2 separate regions of the Mus musculus genome follow, and region 2 is linked to region 1. A link is a loop called in an ENCODE intact Hi-C map of the cell type or tissue named here. Cell type or tissue: heart. All regions are shown on one strand. Links, peaks and the distances in the headings refer to the core of each region. The heading gives the core; the rest is flanking DNA. Region 1 holds the start of Pgghg (protein glucosylgalactosylhydroxylysine glucosidase). Region 2 holds the start of Hras (Harvey rat sarcoma virus oncogene).

The links. Hi-C counts contacts between places; a loop is a spot of excess contacts. Peaks named below come from ENCODE experiments on the same cell type or tissue, not always from the same donor. Only the 100,000 strongest peaks of a DNase experiment are listed, where the experiment ranks them.
Region 2: it touches region 1 in a loop (2.9-fold over the local background); 2 of 42 quality-filtered maps call a loop at or near these places.

What each region holds. Positions count from the first base shown.
Region 1 is chr7:140,936,497-140,946,452 of GRCm38, reverse strand. It overlaps Pgghg (protein glucosylgalactosylhydroxylysine glucosidase), which reads right to left and starts at 5,062. Exons shown (of 14, transcript NM_145387.5): 1 at 4,810-5,062; 2 at 3,888-4,168; 3 at 3,257-3,467; 4 at 2,741-3,176; 5 at 1,689-1,808; 6 at 1,371-1,502; 7 at 1,104-1,215; 8 at 926-998; 9 at 691-827; 10 at 440-573; 11 at 251-346; 12 at 25-122. The coding sequence starts at 4,143. In heart, for the core only: CTCF peaks have their summits at 4,883 and 7,804 (motif pointing right); DNase peaks (open chromatin) are centred at 2,912, 3,882, 4,572, 6,602 and 1 weaker place; H3K4me3 peaks cover 1,931 bases; H3K27ac peaks cover 3,210 bases; H3K27me3 peaks cover 303 bases.
Region 2 is chr7:141,190,369-141,200,324 of GRCm38, reverse strand. Hras (Harvey rat sarcoma virus oncogene) reads left to right here and starts at 6,321. Exons shown (of 5, transcript NM_001130443.1): 1 at 6,321-6,485; 2 at 7,344-7,495; 3 at 7,705-7,883; 4 at 8,035-8,194; 5 at 8,858-9,956. The coding sequence starts at 7,385. The coding sequence ends at 8,977. It overlaps Lrrc56 (leucine rich repeat containing 56), which reads right to left and starts at 6,195. Exons shown (of 13, transcript NM_001172064.1): 1 at 5,708-6,195; 2 at 4,347-4,417; 3 at 3,156-3,343; 4 at 1,964-2,051; 5 at 486-546. The coding sequence starts at 3,332. In heart, for the core only: no CTCF peak of the experiment used is centred there; DNase peaks (open chromatin) are centred at 5,324, 6,224, 6,844, 9,174 and 3 weaker places; H3K4me3 peaks cover 3,499 bases; H3K27ac peaks cover 3,278 bases.

The sequences.
Region 1 (9,956 bases), core at 743-8,742:
CTGGTCGCCGGTCGCCACACTCACCTGAATCCTGTGCACCCGAAGAGTGCTGCCTGCAGGAAGCCCCCCATGCCAGTCAAGAAGTTCACTGCACCAGACCCGTCTGCATTCTCCGTCCACACCTGCAGGCAGCAAGGGTGGCTGTCACCTGAGGCTATTACCCTAGGGTCAAGCAGGACCCTTACCCTGCTGAGACTACCACAGTGGGAGAAGATCGAGGCAGTGGGTGGTGGGCAGGAGCGAGGCTGACCTTGAAGGGCTCAGTGACATTGGCGAAACTCCTGCTCAGGTGGACCTGAGCCCTTGAGGGGTCCCTCAGTTCCATCCAGCCCACAGCAAACATGCTCTGAGATCAGAATTCAGATAGGAAGTGGTTAGACCCACCATGTGGGAAGGCAGGTGAGGACCGTGGGGCAAGACGACCCGGCAGGCTCCTCACCCAGGTCATAGCAGGGCCCTGGGGGGATGTCACGGCCTCATAAGTCTCCAAGTTTTTCCTTCGGATGTCAGGTGTCAGGGGAAAGGGGACTGGGTACCCCAGGAGCACAACATCTGCCTGCTTCACCTCTTCTCCTGATTTGGGGGAAGGGGTAGTAGGATAGGTTATTGATCAAAGAGATGAGAGTGTGCCAGGGTGAGTGTGGGGGGTTTGACCAAGCAAGGGCCTTTAGAAGAGTCAGTACCACTCACCACGCTCATAGCCATCAAACTCAGGGTGGAAGTTCTGCTCAGAGTCAAATGGTATCTTGATCCTATCAGCCACCTCCAGCCACTGTTTTCGGATAGGCAAACCCAAGTCCTTGGCCAAAGCAGCAGCGAAGTGCAGGCTGGTGAGGGGACAAACCACAGTTGCATGGCTTCTGACTGGGCCCTGTCAGCCATGCTGGAGGCTATGGGTAAGTGAAGGGCAAGTTATATTTCTGACCTGTTCTGGACCAGGACATTGGTGTAGACAGAGTTGTTGACTCCTGAATGGTACTCATCGGGGGGCATGACTCCTGGTCGGTCACACAGGGCCACATGACAGTTAGTGCAGGGGCTCAGGACATGTTGTTCCATGGTAAGCCCATGGTGAGCTGGGCACTACGCTCTTAGGTCCTCACCTTTCAGGTGGTACATCTTGTCCTGGGAGCTCCATTCTACACGGCTACACCAAAACTCAGCCACAGAACTGACCACATCCCAGCCACCATCCTCTTGGAAGAGCTTCGAGTCCTGGAGAATGAGAACAGGCCAAAAGGCCAGGCACAACCCACGGAAGAGGGCCACTGTGCCTGGCTTCCAAAGTCCCTCTTCACACAGCTTCCTAGGGTCCTGGGGTGGAGTGTGGCCTCGTGAGGTGCGTGGGCACACACCTGACAGTGCCTCACCTGAGTGTAATAGTAATACAGCTGAAAGGCCAAGGCCACAGCCCCATTGATATGGATCTCCTGGGTCCCATAAATGTCCTCAGGGCAGACCTCCAGGCCAGTGCTTGCACTCTCCCAAGCAAACTTGGCTCCCTGTGAGGAGAGAGGATGGCTTGGTCAGGCCTTGATCTGGGGAGGGGGCGGTCCAGTCCTACCAGAGGGGCAATCCTTTGTGGAGGAAAGGAAAGAGGAGGTATGGGGCTCTCATGGGCACTGAATGGCACTGGAAAGACCTTGGGGCAGTGGCTTATGGGATGGTACCCAGGCCCCATTCATTACCTGGTAGCCCAGGTTCTGGCCATTCTTCAGGGCTCCTCCCAGCGTACGGACTCGGTATTCTAGGATGGCCCTGGCGGCTTCTGGGTGGAACATCAAAATATTTGGGAACATCCAGATGTCCTAAGGGACGAACCATTTGAGGGTAAACAGGAGTCCATACCTTCTCCCTCCCTTACTCTTATGGACTGCCCACATTCAACCCTGCCAAGGCTTCCAACTGACGACACACAGCCAAGCAGGCAGCTGGGGGCTTCCTCCATCCCTACCCTCTGGCTCTCCCTTTTTCTCTCCCTGGATCCCTCATTTCATGCCCACTCACACCCACCTGGGGCCTCCCCAGCTTGCCCACTCCAGCGCTATCTTTCCAGCCTAGACAGCCCAGAGGTCTGGTCCTCAGCCGGGGCAGTATCAGGAGAAGCTCACGGGCACGAGCACTGGTTTGCATCACGCCTCTAGGGAGAGCTTGCTCTCCGGCTGCCTGACCTCAGCTTTCTTTGACTTCATCTGTCAAATGGGCCACTGTGCAGACTTCACAAGGTGTCAGACGTGGGAGTGGCCTCGAGCCTTCCCTCTCGCTATTCCCTCACGCAGTGGCCGCTGATCTCCATAGGCTACAACCTACAGTACTGCCTTCTCCAGCCCTTGCTTCCCCCGCACCCAGCTGCTCCTGACAGTCCCAAATCTTCCCAGACTGTATCTCTCCTTGTATCATTCTTCTACAGTCTCTATGGTTTTTCCAGTCCTTTTGTAAGCTCCAGGCTTGCACCTGGCTCACTCTGAGGCTCTGGTGTTCTTAGCCAGCTATGAGGCCCCTTCTCTGCTTTCAAATGTTGCAGACCCTCAGCCTTTGCGCCTTCTGTTTGCTCTAACCTGGACCACTCTTTTCTACCACATTCCTACACACCTTTCTTCTGAGAAACCAACCATCTCTTCCAGGAAGCCCTCCTATCTAGAGCTCCCATGTTTGGTCTTGATCTCAGGTAGTGCAAAGGCAATGCCCGGAATCTTTGCATGCAACTCCCCCTGTGTAACCAGTGCAGGGTAGGATGTACCTGATCCCAGAAGATATGGCCCCAGTAGCATTCCTCCTTACTCCCATTGGAGAGTCCTCCGGGGCTAAGCCCATGGCTGATGAATCCTTGAGTGCCAGGCTGGGGAAGCTCACTGAACAGGTAGTAGAGAGAGCCACGAAGGGCCTGGCGCAGGGCCAGGGGCCCAGCCACATCCAGGCCACAGCCTGCCCAGAGCCGGCCCCAGGAGTCTGCATGGATTGTATACAGAACACCCCTGGTCTGCAGCTGTAGGGCCTCAGCAAAGCAGTCCTGGGCTTCAGCCTGGCTGCTACCCACAACAGTCAGAAACTCCCAGGTCCTGTCCTTCTCCTCTTCCCCAAGGGTCAAGGCTGGGGGGACAGGCATCCATAGCATATGCACTTCCTGCTGTGGCTCTCCAGGCTGCTCAGGGTTAAGTACGTGGCCATGCAGGTACCTGCAAGGGCATAGCTGAGTCTTAAGAAAGGGCTCGCTCTGCTCTCTGGGCTACCTAGATTTACCCAGTGTGATTCTTACCGGAGTCCCTGGAAGTCAGGCCCCACACGCAGGTCCAGGTCTGGGCTTTCGGGGGAGAAGTCTGCCCGTAACGGCACTGTGATGGGTTTGTTCCCTGTGGTCAAGCGTGCAATGGACACACTGAAGACCAGGACATGGGGTAACACACGGTGAGCATAGATCCGCTGGGAAGCCCGGAAGCTGGGGCCTTCCAGGGTGTGGAGGAAGGAACCTAGGGAGGGTTGGGGAAAGGCAGACACACTCTCAGTACCACAGAGCACCATTACCTTCCTGGGCTGGGAGTGGGGTCCTTCAGACCTCAGGCTGCCTCTCCCCACTGTGTAGTGGGCCCACCCAGATGAAAAGAAAGCAAGAGCAACCACACAGGCCTCATTTTGGGAGGCGGCTTTTTCATGTTTTTTTTTTTCTTCTTCTTCTTCCTTAAATTAAAGGCTATGTGTTTACATATTTTTGTGATGCATCTTGATGTGTACTGGAGGCTGAGCTCCAACTCTCCGTCTTCCCGCCTCAACCTTCCCAGTACCAGTGCCAAGGTTACAGGCCTGAGGCACACATTGGTGGTTGTGGCCCCTTTCCCAGCTTCATGGACAAGTGAGGAGCAATAGGTTGGCACGGGTTGGTGACAGCTAACCTGTGTTGGTGTCCAGGGTAAAGGTCTCTGTCAGCTGTTCTGTCCCTGCAGGGGCCTCCAGCTGGACATTGAGGGGGCTGGGCAGACTGGCCCGGTGAGTGTCCCCGACAGCTCCATTGTACACACCGTTTATATGGATGGTGTCATGATACACACGTGTACCTAGGTATGAGTTCGTTACAGTGGCCCAGAGCCTGGGGTCACTGGGCAGACAACGGGCACTGAATATGGTCGGGTCATCTTCAGAGCCGTCCATGGAAAGCTGCCTCAGCCCAGACGGCCTGGAGGAGACAGTTAACAGTGACTAGCTGGACTTTCCTCCACACGCACACTCACAGTAAACCCTCAAACTTGGCCAATCCCCACAGGCGGTGAGGGGAGTCGGGGGCTAGCTGCGTAGCTACCCTAAGTAAGGGTTGCGGGCGCCAAGAACATTCTTAAATTAAGAAGACTGCCAGGAGCCCAAGTGAATCTGTAAACAAGTTCTCTCAGCACCCACCGCCGACCTCCCTCTTGTGAGCTCCTGAGCCAGCTTCCTTAAGTAAGAACTGCTGAGGTAGGAATCAGGGAGTTCTTCGCGGGCCCTAAATCCTCAGGGAGGGTGAGGCCGGACGGTGGAGGAAGAGGAACCCGGAGATTTGGAGAGGGACAGCAAGGAGAGGCGTTGGGATTGGGGAGGAGGGACCGGATGGGGTGGATGACGACGATGGGGTGGGGTGGGGCCGCAACTGGGGAGTAGCGGGACTTGCCCAGGAAATGGAAAGAGGAAGCCCGTGTAGGGGTGGGGTGCGGAGAGGGGGATCGATCGCGAGTTGTCGGGAAGAGAGACTAGGGAATAAAGGGACGAAAAAGAGTTCAGAGTACTCAGTGAAAGAGGGTGAGGGCGGGCTGGAGAAGAGTGTGGGCTGTTTTTGTAACTCACCGCTGCCCTCTCCACTCAGTGCGGGGATCCGGGTGTAAGAAGGCTCTGTGGGTGCGAGCTGCCCCTGGCGGTAGGAAGAAGAAGCGGCCCTGCCGCGTGGCAGGTGGGCGGGTCTGAGTTTAGGCGGGACCTGGGAAACTGTCATGGTTTTGGGGAAGAGACCACGCAATAGGACTAGGGGTTAGTTGAGCTTTGGCTCTAAGATGTATGCAAGGCTGGGACAGACCTGAGATACCACTCTACAGTGACGTTTAGTGACTAGAAAGGACCCTGGCTATTTAAGGAACAGGATGCTTGTAAGAAAAGCCTACCTCATGCAAACCTGAAAGAAGTGGGTGCTGTGTAAAAGTTCCACAGCCGAATGCTTTTCAGACTTTCCCCTTAGCTCACGGGACCTTTCCTATTTAGGGAAATTATTTCATTTTTATGTTTTATCCTATTTTTGAGTGGTTGGCCTGACTCTTGGTATGCAAACCCAGCTGTCCTCAAACTCACAGAGCTCCAACCTACTTCTGCCTCTTCAGTGTTAGGGTTAAAGACGTGCACACTACACTGAGCAGTATTTATTTATTTTGATTTAATTAAAATATAATTACACCATTTCCTCCTACTCCTCCCATGTATGTCCCACCCACATTCACAGGACCTCTTTTTTTGGGGGGGGGGGTTCCAGACAGGGTTTCTCTGTGTAGCCCTGGCTGTCCTGGAACTCACTCTGTAGACCAGGCTGTCCTCAAACTCAGAAATTCACCTGCCTCTACCTCCCAAGTGCTGGGATTAAAGGAGTGCGCCACCACTGCCAGGCACAGGACCTCTTTTTTTGGAAGAGTTTCTTTTTTCTTTTCTTCTTCTTTTTTTTAAATGTGTGCTTTTTATGTAAATGAGTGCTCTATCTGCACGTCCACTTCCATGTTAGAAGAGGGCATCAGAACTTATTGCAGATGATTGTAAGCCACCATGTGGTTGCTGGGATTTGAACTCAGGACCTTCAGAAGAACAGCCAGTGCTCTTAACCACTGAGCCATCTCTCCAACCCCTGGGACTCTTTTTAAACCATTGTTGTTACATATACATATAAGGAATAAATAGATAAACACCACCTGTGAGTCTGTTCAGTGTTGCATTTGAGTATATGTTTATGGGGTTGCATTTGAGTATATGTTTATGGGGCTGACCACTTGGTACTGGAACACCAATAGGAGGTGTAAACCAGAACAGGTGCCAGGTTGATGTTAAAGAGCCACATTGTTACACATTGTTATTAAGTCTCCTACAAGAATCCGTTTCTGTTTCTTAAGCCTGATGCATCCTGCAAACCTTGCTTTCCAACCTGTGCTGAACTTGTGACTCCATCATGTGTGCCTACCCCTTTGCCTTGCTAAACTCCCGAACCTGTGATACGACTATCCTTTTGCCTTATGAAAATGTCTTCCTAGATACCTTGATGACTCCCTTTCCACGTGATGTTTTCTTGCACTTATTTTTATTGCCTCCTTTCTAACAGCCAATTATCGCGACATCTGTTTTCTATCAGCCCTAACCTTTCTCCATAAAAGGAACCTCAAAAGCCAGTGAGGGGCTGCTCTCTGAAATCCTGACTTTAGGAGAGACAGCCAGCTGGCCAGTTGTAAATACAGCTTGCTTTAATCAGACACTCAGGAATTGTTTGTTTCCATCCCTACCACCCCTCCTCCTTCCCCAGGTCTAAAAGAGGCTCATCCCCGGGGAAGACTAATTCTCCCTCCTTCTGCAATAGTTAATTGATTGTAGCTCTTCATCTAGGGGAGGGGCCCCATGAGCTTTCCCTAGCTAGCTGGCTTCCACTAGGCTCCTCCCAGGGACCTAGCAAAGGCCAGCGCTGCTAGGTGATGGACTGCTCTCTTGCTCTCCCTCGCTCTCCCCCTCTCCCCTCTCCTCCCCCTCCCCCTCGGCTCCCGCTCCCTCTCTCCTTTCTGTCCCTCTCTGCGCCCACTGCCCCCTCCCCCATGGCTCTGCCCTGGTCTGTCTGCCTGTCCACTTGTCTGTCTTTACCCCTGCTCCGGGTCCTCACTCCTCTTCCTTTCCCCAGGAAACCTCTTTTACACCAGATCTGTTGCATGGCATAATTACACACGGGCATACCTTGGCATGGGCCCACTATATACCACCTCCTGGCATTATATATACTTCAGTTGTTGTTGAAAGTGTGCAGTCTTTAGGCATCTGTAATTGTTCAGATTTCCTGGGTGTAGCTTCCCCAACACAGCATGAATGCATAATTTCACAGAAGATAGCTTGGTCATCAGGCTCTTACAAGCCCCTCCCTGGCCCTGTTCCTTGATGTATCCTGAGCCTTAAGTGCAGGAGTTATGCTATAAATATATCCGTTGGGGCTGTCCATCCAGCAGTTACCCTCTGCATTTTGACAAGTTGTGGCTTTCCAAAATGTCCTCCTCTTGTCAGGTGCCAAGAAGTTCCATTTCCCAAAGTCTGGCACATAGACAAAAGCCAATATTCTTACAGTCCTTGCTTGCTAAAGGGAGGACTTACTTGGATAAAAGGGACCTCTGACTGTTCCATTAACATATGCTTGTGGTCCCTATTAGCATATTACAGTCTGTGCTAGCTTCTAGGGTCCCTCAGTTCCTACTCACAGAGTCCCAAAGTCACCTCAGCTCACAGGCTCCCCTCTTATAACTCTAGAGATATATGCCTCTCCCACCCCATTCTCTGCTTTCCCAAGCGATAGCCTTGGTTGTGTGGAATAAAGTTTCCCCTTTCAGCCCTGGGGCTTCACTGAGTCTCTTTACTGCACCCTCACATTTGATGAGGGGTGAGACCTGCTCTTACCTGGGTCTGTGCTACTTGTGGTAGTTATGGGGTTCCTGGTAGGAAGAGATTTCTGTTTTTTTTTTGTTTTTGTTTTTGTTTTTTTTCTGAGATTTTATTTTATGGGTATGAATGTATGGCTGCATGGATGTCTGTTCCCTATGTGTGTTCAGTACCCATGGAGGGCAGAAGAGGGCGCTGGATTCTCTGGGACTGGAGAAACAGGTGCTTGTTAGCCACACTGAAGATGCTGCGAATCAAACCCAAACCAAGATCTTCTGGAAGAGCAGCAAGTGCTCTTGCCTCTGGGTCATGTCTTTTGCCCGATTTTATTTTTGTTTATGTGCCACAGTGCTTCACTAGAGGTCAGAGTGATATAGGGGGAAATCAGGGTCCCTTTTTGGGGTTCTTTTTAATATTTTTTTAAAAGCTTTTTTTTTTTTCAGTTTTTCCAGACAGGGTTTCTCTGTATAGCCCTGGCTGTCCTGGAACTCACTTTGTAGACCAGGCTGGCCTCGAACTCAGAAATCCACCTGCCTCTGCCTCCCAAGTGCTGGGATTAAAGGCGTGAGCCACCACGCCCGGCTAAAATTTATTTCTATTTTATTTTATGTGTCTGAGTGTTTTGCCTGCATGTGCATCTGTGCACCACTTTCATGCCTGGTGCCTGCAGAGGCCGGAAGAGGGCGTTGAATCCTCTGGAATTGGAGTTACAGATGCTTGTGAGTCATCAGATGGGTTCTGGGAACTGAAGTTGGGTCCTCTGCCATTGTACCATGGACCCTTAACATCTGTGCCATCTCTCCAGTCCCGGATTTTGTGTTTCTTGGTCTCAGTAATAAAAGAATCTAAGAAGAGACAGAAATGGAAGCTCAAGGACACTTTTACTAGATTTTAAAAGAAAACCCCAGGTTAGGCCAGCGGCAAACCTCAGCAGCTATCCAAAGGAGGAGGTTGGAGAAGAGAAGGGGAGAAGCCATGCTGACAAGCAGCCATGTGGCAGGGGAGGAGGGAGGCTTTAGAGAAAGTCCAAATTTCGAAACCCAGAGTATTAAGGAAAACATAAAGAGAAGAAACTGGGCAGTGGTGGTGCACGCCTTTAATCCCAGCACTGGGGAGGCAGAGGCAGGTGAATCTTTGTGAGTTCGAGGCCAGCCTGGTCTACGGAGCAAGTTCCAGGACAGCTAGGACTACACAGAAAACAAACTGTGTCTCAAAAAACAAACAAAAAATAGAGGTAGAAGAAAGAAAAAAAAGTCACTATACTTTTCTCAATAATTTAGAAGATTGGGCTGACGTGGCTCTAAGCTATGGCACTGGGGACAGGGATTCTGTGGAGGAAGAGTACAGTATCCCATTACATGACTTATTTGTTCAGTCTCCTCGCTTAAGATGAGCCTGCTGCTGTCCCTGGGCCTGGCAGAAGAACAACACACACAACCAGAATACATGGTCTCCACCTCGGATGTAGATTCTATTCTCTTGGCCAGGAGGTTGTTATTCTAACAAGGGGACAACTTTCACGAGTCAGTTCTCTCCTTCCACTCTGTGGGTCCCGGGATCAAACTCGGAGGCACCAGTCTTGGTAGCAAGCTCCTTTACCCATTGAGCCAATTTGCTGTCCCCGTTTTTATTAAAAATTTGTACACTTATTTGTTGAGGTTTTGTCTTTTACTGTCTATTGTAATGCTAAGTGTGGTCTCCCAAAACCTGGAGTTTGCATGTAGCTCCTGGGACCCTGCCCCAAAGTGAATTCTGATTGGTGAATAAAGATGCAGACAGCCCATAGTTGGGGAGAAGAGATGTAGGTGGGGAGGAGGTTTTCTTGGGCTTAGAAAGAGTAGACCATGAGGAGGGGAGAAGAGAGAAAAGAAGGAAGCAGCCACAGAAGAAGAATACACAGGAGGGAGAGCCTGAGCTGCCATAGGCTAAAGGCCAAGAGATCTTGACCACATGGGCAAGCCAATTGGAGCTAAGAGCAGCTCAGATGGAACAATGAAACATAATAAGTGATAATTCGGGGTTATTGCTAGGAAGGCAGCATGAGGGTGGGCTGTCCAAGGATTATTTAAAAATATTGTGCTGCCCAAGGAATATTTAAAAATATAAAGGCTGTGTGTGTCTTTCATCTGGGAACATAAATGGTCAGAGGTGGGTAGAAACCCCACACGGGATTTTTAAATATTTTTACTATAGTTATTTATTTGTTGGCACTGTTTTTTTGGCTACTTTATTGGGTTCTTATATCTACCATCCTTCCAACCCTTGTTCCACACTAATCCTTCCAACGCCCAGCACCAGGTAGGAGAGAAAGGTTAGAGGGGAAAGGTGTCTAGACC
Region 2 (9,956 bases), core at 1,387-9,386, 250 kb before region 1:
GGTTGCAATGAGGTATGGGAGCTCCGGAAGCTCTAAGTCTAGGCTGGTTTGAGGCTGTCTGCCAGAAACCCCTCACTTTTCTGGAGGTCAGGAAACACACCTGGCATACCAGCCACAAGACCTAGGATGACCACCCTGAGCAAGACCGAAGCTTTGATTTTCCTATCACTCACAAGTGACAGGTGCCTCCCTATGAGGGTGATAACGAGGTACTTGCCTCACTGTAGGGTGCTAGAAATAGGAGCCAGGGACACAAAGATACTTGGAAGGCAGGATACCTGGTACCCACCCATAAAGGATCTTACCCCAGAGTCTTCCCTCTTCCCCTTCCACAGAGCCCACACTTGAGTAATGTCTCTAAAACCATTTGATAGTAGCCGTCACTCTCCAAGGGTCGCCAGGGTAGAACAGGGTTGAGACCAGGGGCAGCCTGCCGTAGCTGAGTTCCATGCCCAGCCCTTGCTTGCCCCAGTCCAGGTTCTCACCTGAGGGAGCCCAGGTAGCTGTGGTTCAGCTTCAGTTGGATCAGGTTAGGGAGGTACAATCCTGTGGACCAGAGGAAGAAGAGGTTGGCCTGGCCCCAGCAACCCTGCCCAGCTCTCTGCAGTGTCTTCTGCTCCCCATACTCCCAAGAGGCATCAACATCTGAGAGGCTGTTCACAGGCCCATGGCCTCTTCTGGCTCACAGGGAGACTAAATCTGTGGGTCCTCTGAAGGTACTCTGAACCATCTCTCCTTCACCGTGTAGGACTGACTGCAAGCCCTTTCACCCATGTATAGGCTAGCACAGGTGAAATGGTGCAGAAGGTGCACACTGGCAAGGACTTGGCTTCAATTGGAGCCAGGCTGGCACGGGTGAGGTGAACCCTGAGCATCCTCCTCACTGACTCCTAGGACTTGAAGTACGCCCCCCCCCCCCCCGACCCAAAACAGAGCTTTCACTGTGCAGCAGGTAAGATAACAAGTCTCGGGAACGCCCTGCCAGAGCCCTGCACAGCCTAAACCCCAGAAGGCTCCTCTTTCCAAAGCTTCTTAGGGTGGGACCCTGGCCCTCTGAGAGGCAGAATCCCTGAAAGATGAAAAGAGGGGTGTAGGGTAGCCTATAAGGTCCCAAGGAAGAGCAGGTATCCCTTGATCTCATGGGTGCACAGAGATCCTACACAGAGCTGTCAAACAACTTATATGCAAAACTGAAAGCCAAGCTAACCAGGATGGCGAGTGTTTAACTTCACTTGTAATCAGAGAAAAGCAAACAAAATGCACAAGAATCTTTCCTGTTGACATGGTTTTGGTGAAATCTGAACAAGGTCGGTGACATAGATAAGAGCGCTCTATCAGTATTCTTTTCAGACTTGGCTCTTTATACTGAGAGTACTCAAGATAATGTTCTCTGTAGGAAGTGGGCACTAAAGCATTAATGAACGTGAGGAACCATATCCCAAACGGATTAAAAAACATGGTTTTCAGGGATGCGAGCGTGCTCCATCAAAGCTGAGAGAGAGAGAGAGAGAGAGAGAGAGAGAGAGAGAGAGAGAGAGAGTCCATCAAAGCTGTGAAAGAGAGAGAGAATGCCAAGAGCTCCGTGGTAATTACAGAAGGGGATTCAGAGAAAGGGTACATGAGGGATAGATATAACATTTGTACACTGTGTGTATAAATTCCAAATCATTTCCAAATAAGGTCTGGGACTACTTTGCATGGGGGCATCGTACCTTTGCTATTTTGCCATCCTGGTACTGGTGTTCGGTGTGGTCCCCCTGGAAAGCCATTTAAGAATATAGACCCCAGGCTAAAACTTCTAAGCTGAGTATGGAGCTTAGTTCTAAAATCCAATCTTAAGGAAAAAGACATGCTGCCCAAGGTGTTTGCTAGCTTTTCATTTACAACCAGGAAATACAATTGGCTCATCGAAAGGTCTAGCTGTGACAGTCATAGGGGCATGGGTGTGACCAGCGGCTCTCACCGAAGTTCCCCAGGCTGTTCTTACGGGTGTCCACACACATCTCCAGCACCCTCACCAGTTGGAGGTCATCTACCTGGGCCAGGGCCTGCTGCAGAAATCATCAGGTGTCACTCCAGGTTCTCTCCATGCTCTTGGCTGAGGACTCTGTAAAGGTGCCTACTGGAGCAGGTGGAGGCCACCTCCACCTCATCCAAGTTGGGCTTTCCATAAGAGTTTGGCTGGTGGGCATGATGTGAGCAGAGACTGTAACTGTTTGACTATCAGGGAAGGAGTGCTGCCAGGGAAGGGCCTGTACTTGGGGTGCCAGTCTCCAGATGAGATCTTCAGAACAGACCCAACAATGCAGCTGGAGCCCAGAGGCCTGCTGAGCAGCATCCAGCCGCTGCATACTGGGCCAGAGGACATACAAAAACACTCATGCTGGAAGTCAAGGCATGGGGGCCTACTGGTCTGTCTGTTCTTGTAGATGGACTAGACAAGACACTCGTGTGTGTGAAATGCTGCCATGGTCTCTTAGAACTGGGCCACGCACGCTACAGCACCAGTGGATACCTTGGGGAGCACATGCAGGCTCTGGCCTAGCAGGCTAACCAGTTATTCTGAGGAGGTCCTGGGTGATAGCATCCATCAAGATTCTCTCCTTCGTGGTTGCCCACTATGCATAAGTTGCAAACTCTTAAGTACTGAGAGCATCAGTGGCACCCAGGTGGACTCTATAAAGCCTTAGACTCAGGGATGAGGTGAACCAATGGGCTCTCACACTAGATTTGGAGGAAAGGCTTTACCTGCTGCCAATGTAGTCAGTGTACCAAGGTCAGACCCTGCCTCAGGCAGGTTGAGAGGAGACAGGAACTCTAGCCTTGGTAGGGGGCCATGGACCCCAGTTGCCCTCCCAGCATCCCATTATGCCACCTCTTTGTCCTCCCTGTTGCAATATTAGTTCTTGAGTAAAGGACTTCTTGTCAGCTTGAGTACAGGCCTCAGCCAATAGTTATGGAATCCTGGCCCAACAGTGCCATTTGTGATAATGCCTGGGGATGCTTGCGTCTGTCACTTGGGGGTTACTGGCAGGGACTCTAAGGGTAGAAAGGCAGGGAGAACTAGTGGAGGGAAAGCTAGATATAGGCAGAAAGGGTACCAAGATGTCACTTCATGCAGACCCATGGCAGAGCCTCAGGCCCCAATCACTTACCAGTCGAGCAGGGGATAGGCGCTCCTCCACCCACCGCTCCCTATGGATATCCCCATGGCTGCCCAGTCTCTTGTTTTGTGGGTGGGGGTTGTTTAGGCCCTGCCAGCTCAGCTCCCGTACCCGGATACTAGCTGTGCCTGGTCGAGACCCCTGGGATCCATCCCAGGCTGGGTCCATCCAAGTCCAACCTGTTAAGAGAAGCAGAGGGCCAAGTCTCCTTTACAAGATTCTAGTTCACAACAATGGCCCACAAAGCCATGACATTAACTCTGATCTTCCATCAGCCTCCCATTTCCCAGCCTGATTGGACCTGCTCTGAGGGGCCCCAGGCAATGTCAGTGGTCTAGATAACTGGATAGCACACATACCCCGCCCTAGCTTCTGTTCAGTTTTTTTTTTTTTTCCAATTTGGCTGATACCGTCCCTTTGCTTCTCTATTTTTAAAAAGAGATGTATGTATCCATTTTACAATTTGTGTGTGTGTGTGTGTGTGTGTGTGTGTATGTGGAGGCCAGAGAACAACTTTGGGTGCCATTCCTGGGGTGCCATCTTCTTCTTTTGAGATAAGGTTTCTCACTGGCCTGGGACTCACCAAGTAAGCTAAGCTTTGTCTCCACAGTGCTGGGATTATAAGCTCACACTACCATGCCTGGCATTTTGTATGATAATTTTGGGGATCAAGCTCAGGTCTTCATGTAGACAAAGCAATCAATTTGCTGTCTGAGCTATCTCCTTGGCCCCTGGTTCTATATTTGTTTCCCACACTGTCCACACAATGAGCACCGGCTCCAAGCTCCAAGCTTTGCTGTCTGGGGGCATCACAAAGGCTGTGAGTTGAGGCTGGAAAGCTAGCTCAGTGGTTTAGAGCACTTGCTCCTTTTACAGAGGACCTATGTTTGATTCCTAGCATCCATGATGGGTGGCTCCACATACACACACACACACACACACACACACAGACACACACACACACACGCTTATAAGATAAAGATTTTTTTAAAAGGCTGTGAGGCTAGGGATACTGTACAAGATGCCTGTAGTGACCAGCAGCAAGTGGCTACTGACAGTTCCCTGAGCTGCCCCTGACAATGGTTGTGGATCTGCCTTCATTAATGGTTTCATGAGTCTAAGTTTAGGATCAAGATAGCAGGCATTACCTCCAACCATCCACACAGTCTTCTGACTAAGTACCTGAAGGTAGCCGGCTCCTGCTGTAGGTCAAACATCCGGGCAAGGGGGCCACATGTGTCTACATGTAACACCTGTAAAAGAGAATTAGATTAGCTTCCTGGTTAGATCACTGTACTCTGTGGTACCTGAGCTGGCCAAGGTCACAGTATCCAGAAACAAGCAGGTACAAGAATGGGGGAGATGTTAGGTGGAGGCCTGGCCCTGAACTCCCTGTAACCATTCTAATGGAGGATAAAGCTTCTACAATGAGGATTCAGCCAGGGTCCCTCTTGGTCACCCAATGCAAATAAAGACATGATCCAAGTCCTACTTCTACTCCCAGAGGGGAGCCTGGGAATGCTCTTGTCAATCATCTGTGGGCCCGCCTCTCCTGCAGGCACTCCTTCCCATACTTTTTTTTCAGGTGCCTCTACACCTCTGGTAGGAAGTGCATAAACTGTTTCTCCTTAAAGATACAGAGGTCTGTGTTTGGCCCTAGATCTTATACTCAAGAGACAATGGCTAAGGTAAGAACTCTGTTCAGAACATTAAGTATATCCTTTCTTCTTAGTCCTCCTCCGTGGCCTCCATGCAGGTTTGGCCGACCCCTAACTCCTGTACTTCCTGCCGTTCCCAGATACATTTCTCTAGTTAGAGTGATCCCCTTCCACTGCACTTCATGACTTATTGCTTACTCTGTCCTGTATGTCTTGTCCCACAGACGTGGGTCGCCCAGGATCCCCCTAGCACAAAGGACATGGAGAGGAGGTGCTAGGCTCTCACCTGAGGGGTGGGCCAGAGTGCCCAAGACTTGGGGCGCAGCACTAGGCCCCTCCACCGCGGCGGTCGCTCTCTCAGGTGAGGGCTTTTTTTTTTAATTATTATTTTTACCACCGCGATGGGGTTGCAGGCCTGGCGCCATGGCAACGGGGGCGGGGCTCATTTGAATACCCAAATATTCGTGAGCCGCGGGCATCCGGGGCTTCGGTAAGATGAGCCCCGCCCCCTAGCAACGGTTGCCGGGACACGCGGCAGATCCGGTGGAAATGCTCCCTAGAGTAAGAGACAAGCCGGACGGCTGAACGCAGTGAAGGCACTCACGGTGGTTCAGAGAGCCGTCCGTGAGAGGCTTCTGGCCAGCTCTCGGTTATCTGCCTGCTAGATGAATAGAACAAGCCGAGCTTGCACCCCGGGCGGCGACCGGGGTGAGCGTGCAACCCCAGGCCTGCACGACCTGAGTAAAAGCCTGAGTTTTTCTGAGGACGTGCTTATTCGTTTCTTTGAAATTTCAAAAAGTGTTGAAAACATGTCATTTGCGTCTGACACAGATGTACCCTACTTGCTTGAGTGGGTGGAACACTTCATTTCGCCCCAATACCAACTTTTCTGACTTTCGGGGTCGTTCTTCAAATGGACGCAGTATGAGCTTCTGCAGTGTTGGGACCTCGAGTTTGAGAGCGGTAGGGGGGTCTTCTCCAAAACACGAAGAGCGCGGTGTGATGGGCCGACGCTGCCCCAGGATGGAGCCTTTGCTCCACCTCGACCTACGAGAACAGGCAGCTAGGGGTTCCGGCGAACTCTGTCTTCCTCTGTTATTCCGCGTCCGCGGTGCTGACTGTCCCCGACACCAATACCCGGTCGGGATGACCTTTCCACTCGTGGGCCTTTGGGCCTTTGGTGAGGCTGCAGGGTGGAGGCTCTGTAGTAGGTCCTCAACGCAACCCGAGCGTGCACCAGTTTCTCTCCGGAGAAATCCCGGGCTCGTAAGCACGGTCTCGGTCTGTCTCTTCTGCACCTAGGCACTAGACATCACTGTTGAGTGCAGGACCCAAGTTCCGGCACTGCCTTCCCCGCGGCTCCAGGAAGCCCCGCCCAGCTTCGGCTTCTGACGGATGGGTTGCTCAGCCAACCACAACAGGTCGCGGTGCGGAGGAGTTCGACCAATCACGGGCCGCCTCGAGTTGACGGACGGGCGTGGGGCGGAGCGGGGCGGGGCGAGCGCGGGCCCGGCCAAGTCCCCGCCGTCCGCTCCCGGCGCCCGCAGCCCGAGCCGCACCCGCCGCGGACGGAGCTCATGCGCGGGCCCAGCCGGCGCCCGTCCGCGCCCCCGCCCTGCCCCGGCCCCGGCCCCGGCCCCGGGGGCAGTCGCGCCAGCAAGCGGTGAGTGCGGGCACGGGGTGGGGCGCGGGGCGCAGGTGATCGGTGCTTCCTTGCTCCTCTCGGCCCGGCAGCGTGCCTAGCGTCCGGCTGCCCGCCTCTGCGGCCGGACTCGCTCTGCCTGTGGCCGTCCTCCCAGCGAGGCGCCGCCCGGGCCTCCGGAGACTCTGCGCCCCGCGGCCATCACGCTCGGGCCTCGGGGCCACAAGGACACCCGCGTTGGGCCCCAACCAGGGCCTTCTGCTCCCAGCCATCCCTCGCGTTCCTGTAGTCACCTGCTTCCCACACCCTCAGCCGTTTTTCCCCCCCTCTGTGAAAGCTCCCTGGCCCCTTGTGGAAGGTTTGTCTTAGTGGAGGGCAGGGTCCTTCTCCAGCCACCCTCCCCCCGCTGCCGGGACCGCGCCTGGCATGCAGTAGGCGCTCAGTAAATAGTTGTAGGTTGCACCCACATGCCGGCGGGCCAGAGCCGGTTGTAGGCTGGCATTGGCCTGCCTGGGCACGCCGAGGCCGCCGTGGCAGGACCTGTTTTTTGGGGGGTGGCCTCAGCCCTCAGGCGCCTCCAGTTGAGGGTTTCTGCCTACCTAGCGACTTCTAATTTGGGTGCGTGGTTGGGAGAAGCTCTCAGCTGTCAGCCCTGCCTTGGGGGCCTCTCCCTGCTTCCTCACACAGCCATTAAGTGCTGTTTGAGGAGGTTGGGGGGTGGGGGTGGGGTCCTCCCTTTTCAAGCTGAAGGTGCCACAGGTGATCAACTGGGCCACTGGCAGGCCTGCCTGCTCAATGCTGGAGAGGGCCCTTGGGTCAGGCATCTATTAGCCGTCTCAAGTGGCAAGGGCCTTGGCTAAGTGTGCTTCTCATTGGCAGGTGGGGCAGGAGCTCCTGGATTGGCAGCCGCTGTAGAAGCTATGACAGAATACAAGCTTGTGGTGGTGGGCGCTGGAGGCGTGGGAAAGAGTGCCCTGACCATCCAGCTGATCCAGAACCACTTTGTGGACGAGTATGATCCCACTATAGAGGTGAGCTCTGCCTACCTGCCAGAGGTGGGCTGTGGCAGTGGTCATGGGTAAATGACCAAACAGCCCAGGTCTTGTAGGTGTTATGGGGTATGATCCATCAGGGTATGAGAGGTGCAAGGGTGTAGGCTGGTTCTGTGGATTCTCTGGTCTGAGGAGAGGTGAGACCCCACCCCCACCCCCCACCCCCACTAAGCCGTGTTGTTTTGCAGGACTCCTACCGGAAACAGGTGGTCATTGATGGGGAGACATGTCTACTGGACATCTTAGACACAGCAGGTCAAGAAGAGTATAGTGCCATGCGGGACCAGTACATGCGCACAGGGGAGGGCTTCCTCTGTGTATTTGCCATCAACAACACCAAGTCCTTCGAGGACATCCATCAGTACAGGTGAGCCACCTATGGCTAGCCCGTGAGCCCGTGGCACACGTGAGGAAGGTTCCGTGTGCACACTGAGGCTTTATGTCTTTTTTTGAATGTCCTGGACACAGTCATGCCTGCAGCCTGCTAGCTGGCTCATATCCACCCCATCCCCCTCCAGGGAGCAGATCAAGCGGGTGAAAGATTCAGATGATGTGCCAATGGTGCTGGTGGGCAACAAGTGTGACCTGGCTGCTCGCACTGTTGAGTCTCGGCAGGCCCAGGACCTTGCTCGCAGCTATGGCATCCCCTACATTGAAACATCAGCCAAGACCCGGCAGGTGAGCCTGTTTCCCTCTCCACAGCTAGTCAAGGATTTACCGCACCCCACCCCAGCCAGGGAGCAGAGCTCATTGCCGCTCTCCCTCAACACAGGGCAGCCGCTCTGGCTCCAGCTCCGGGACCCTCTGGGATCCCCCCTCCCCCGGGACCCATGTGACCCAGCGGCCCTCAAGCTGTAAGTCTCCCAGACCGCAGGGCTGTGAGGGAGGCAAGGGCCAGGGTCTGGGCTTATGCCCTGCAGTTCTGAGTTCACATAGCTCTAGGGCAGGATGGGGTCCCTGGAGAGAGCTGCCCTGAGCCAGGCCGGAGCGGCGACCCAGGGGCCTTAGTTCTTCTTGTCCCCAGTGTCCTGTGGATACTGGCTAGTTTTAAGCCCTTCAGTGTTGTTAGGCTGTTCAACTTGAGACGTACTGGGGGTCTGGGAGAGTCCTGAGTTAAGTGGCTCTGACTTTGAGTGATACTCAGGAGTGAACCCTATTTCAGGAGAGTGGCCTGTGCCTTTTGGATGGCCAGGGCCCAGCTCCCTATTTGTGTTGGTTTTGCAGCTGAGGAAGGGAGCCTCCAGCGTTGGGGTGTGACCTGATCTAGGCAGGGAGTTTCTTACCCAGACAGCACCCCTTTTCTCCCCAGAGTCCTCTCTGATCTAGTCCCTCTGTCCCCAGGGCGTGGAGGATGCCTTCTATACACTAGTCCGTGAGATTCGGCAGCATAAATTGCGGAAACTGAACCCACCCGATGAGAGTGGTCCTGGCTGCATGAGCTGCAAATGTGTGCTGTCCTGACACCAGGTGAGGCAGGGACCAGCGAGACGTCTGGGGCAGTGACCTCAGCTAGCCAGATGAACTTCATATCCACTCTGATGTCCTTGCTCCCCCAATTCTGCCAATCCCCCCCGCCTGCAGTCAGTCATGTCCTTTGTGCCCGTCCCGGCACAGGCTCAGGACATGGAGGTGCCGGATGCAGGGAGGAGGTGCCGACGGAAGGAAGGAAAGAGGCGGGAAGGAAGGAAACGGTGCTGGAGCCAGGCCAGTCCAGGGATGGTGGACAGATGTGACCAAGACCTTCGCATGGACAATTTGAACAGACTGTCATGAACTGTCCCTGTTGCCACTGGCACCCAAGTCCTCCACCCCTCTCAGTTCCCTCCGGGCGCCTGCCTGTGAGGGCACACGTTGCATCACAGTAAATTATTTGATGGTCTTGACTTGTCTCTGGCTGGAAGTAGGAGGTGCACTGCCTGTGGCCTCACAGAAGATGCTGGGCACCTGGGGTCCATCATCTGCCTTGCTCCTGTGCTAGAAGAGGCTGGGGAGGCTGGCCTGGGACCTCGGACTATACAGCCCTTCCCTTCTGCCTGTCCCAACTGTCTTGTGTTTGCTGCAGAAAGTTATAGGCAACACAAGGATAGTCAGGTGATATGACCTATTGTCCTTTAACTAATGGGAGGAGGAGGGCTCTGAGAGTAAGAGGGTATCCCTTGTCTCCAGCAGGAAACACATTTCCTGCATTCTGGGATCCATGAAATACAGCCTCAAGAGTGACAGAGTGTAAGATTTGCCCTGACCCAACATCCTGCAGCCCTCTGACCTGGGATGGAGATTCTAGGACTATGGAAATAGGGCCCTGATGTTATCTGTGTAGCCTCGGGTCCCACTGGTGCCTAGGGCCTGGCATCACAACTCCCTGAGAGGGTAGAAAGTGCCTCACTGGTTGCTCCCTCTTCTCTGAGGTGTACAGATGTTCTTCTCCAAGTCACCTGTA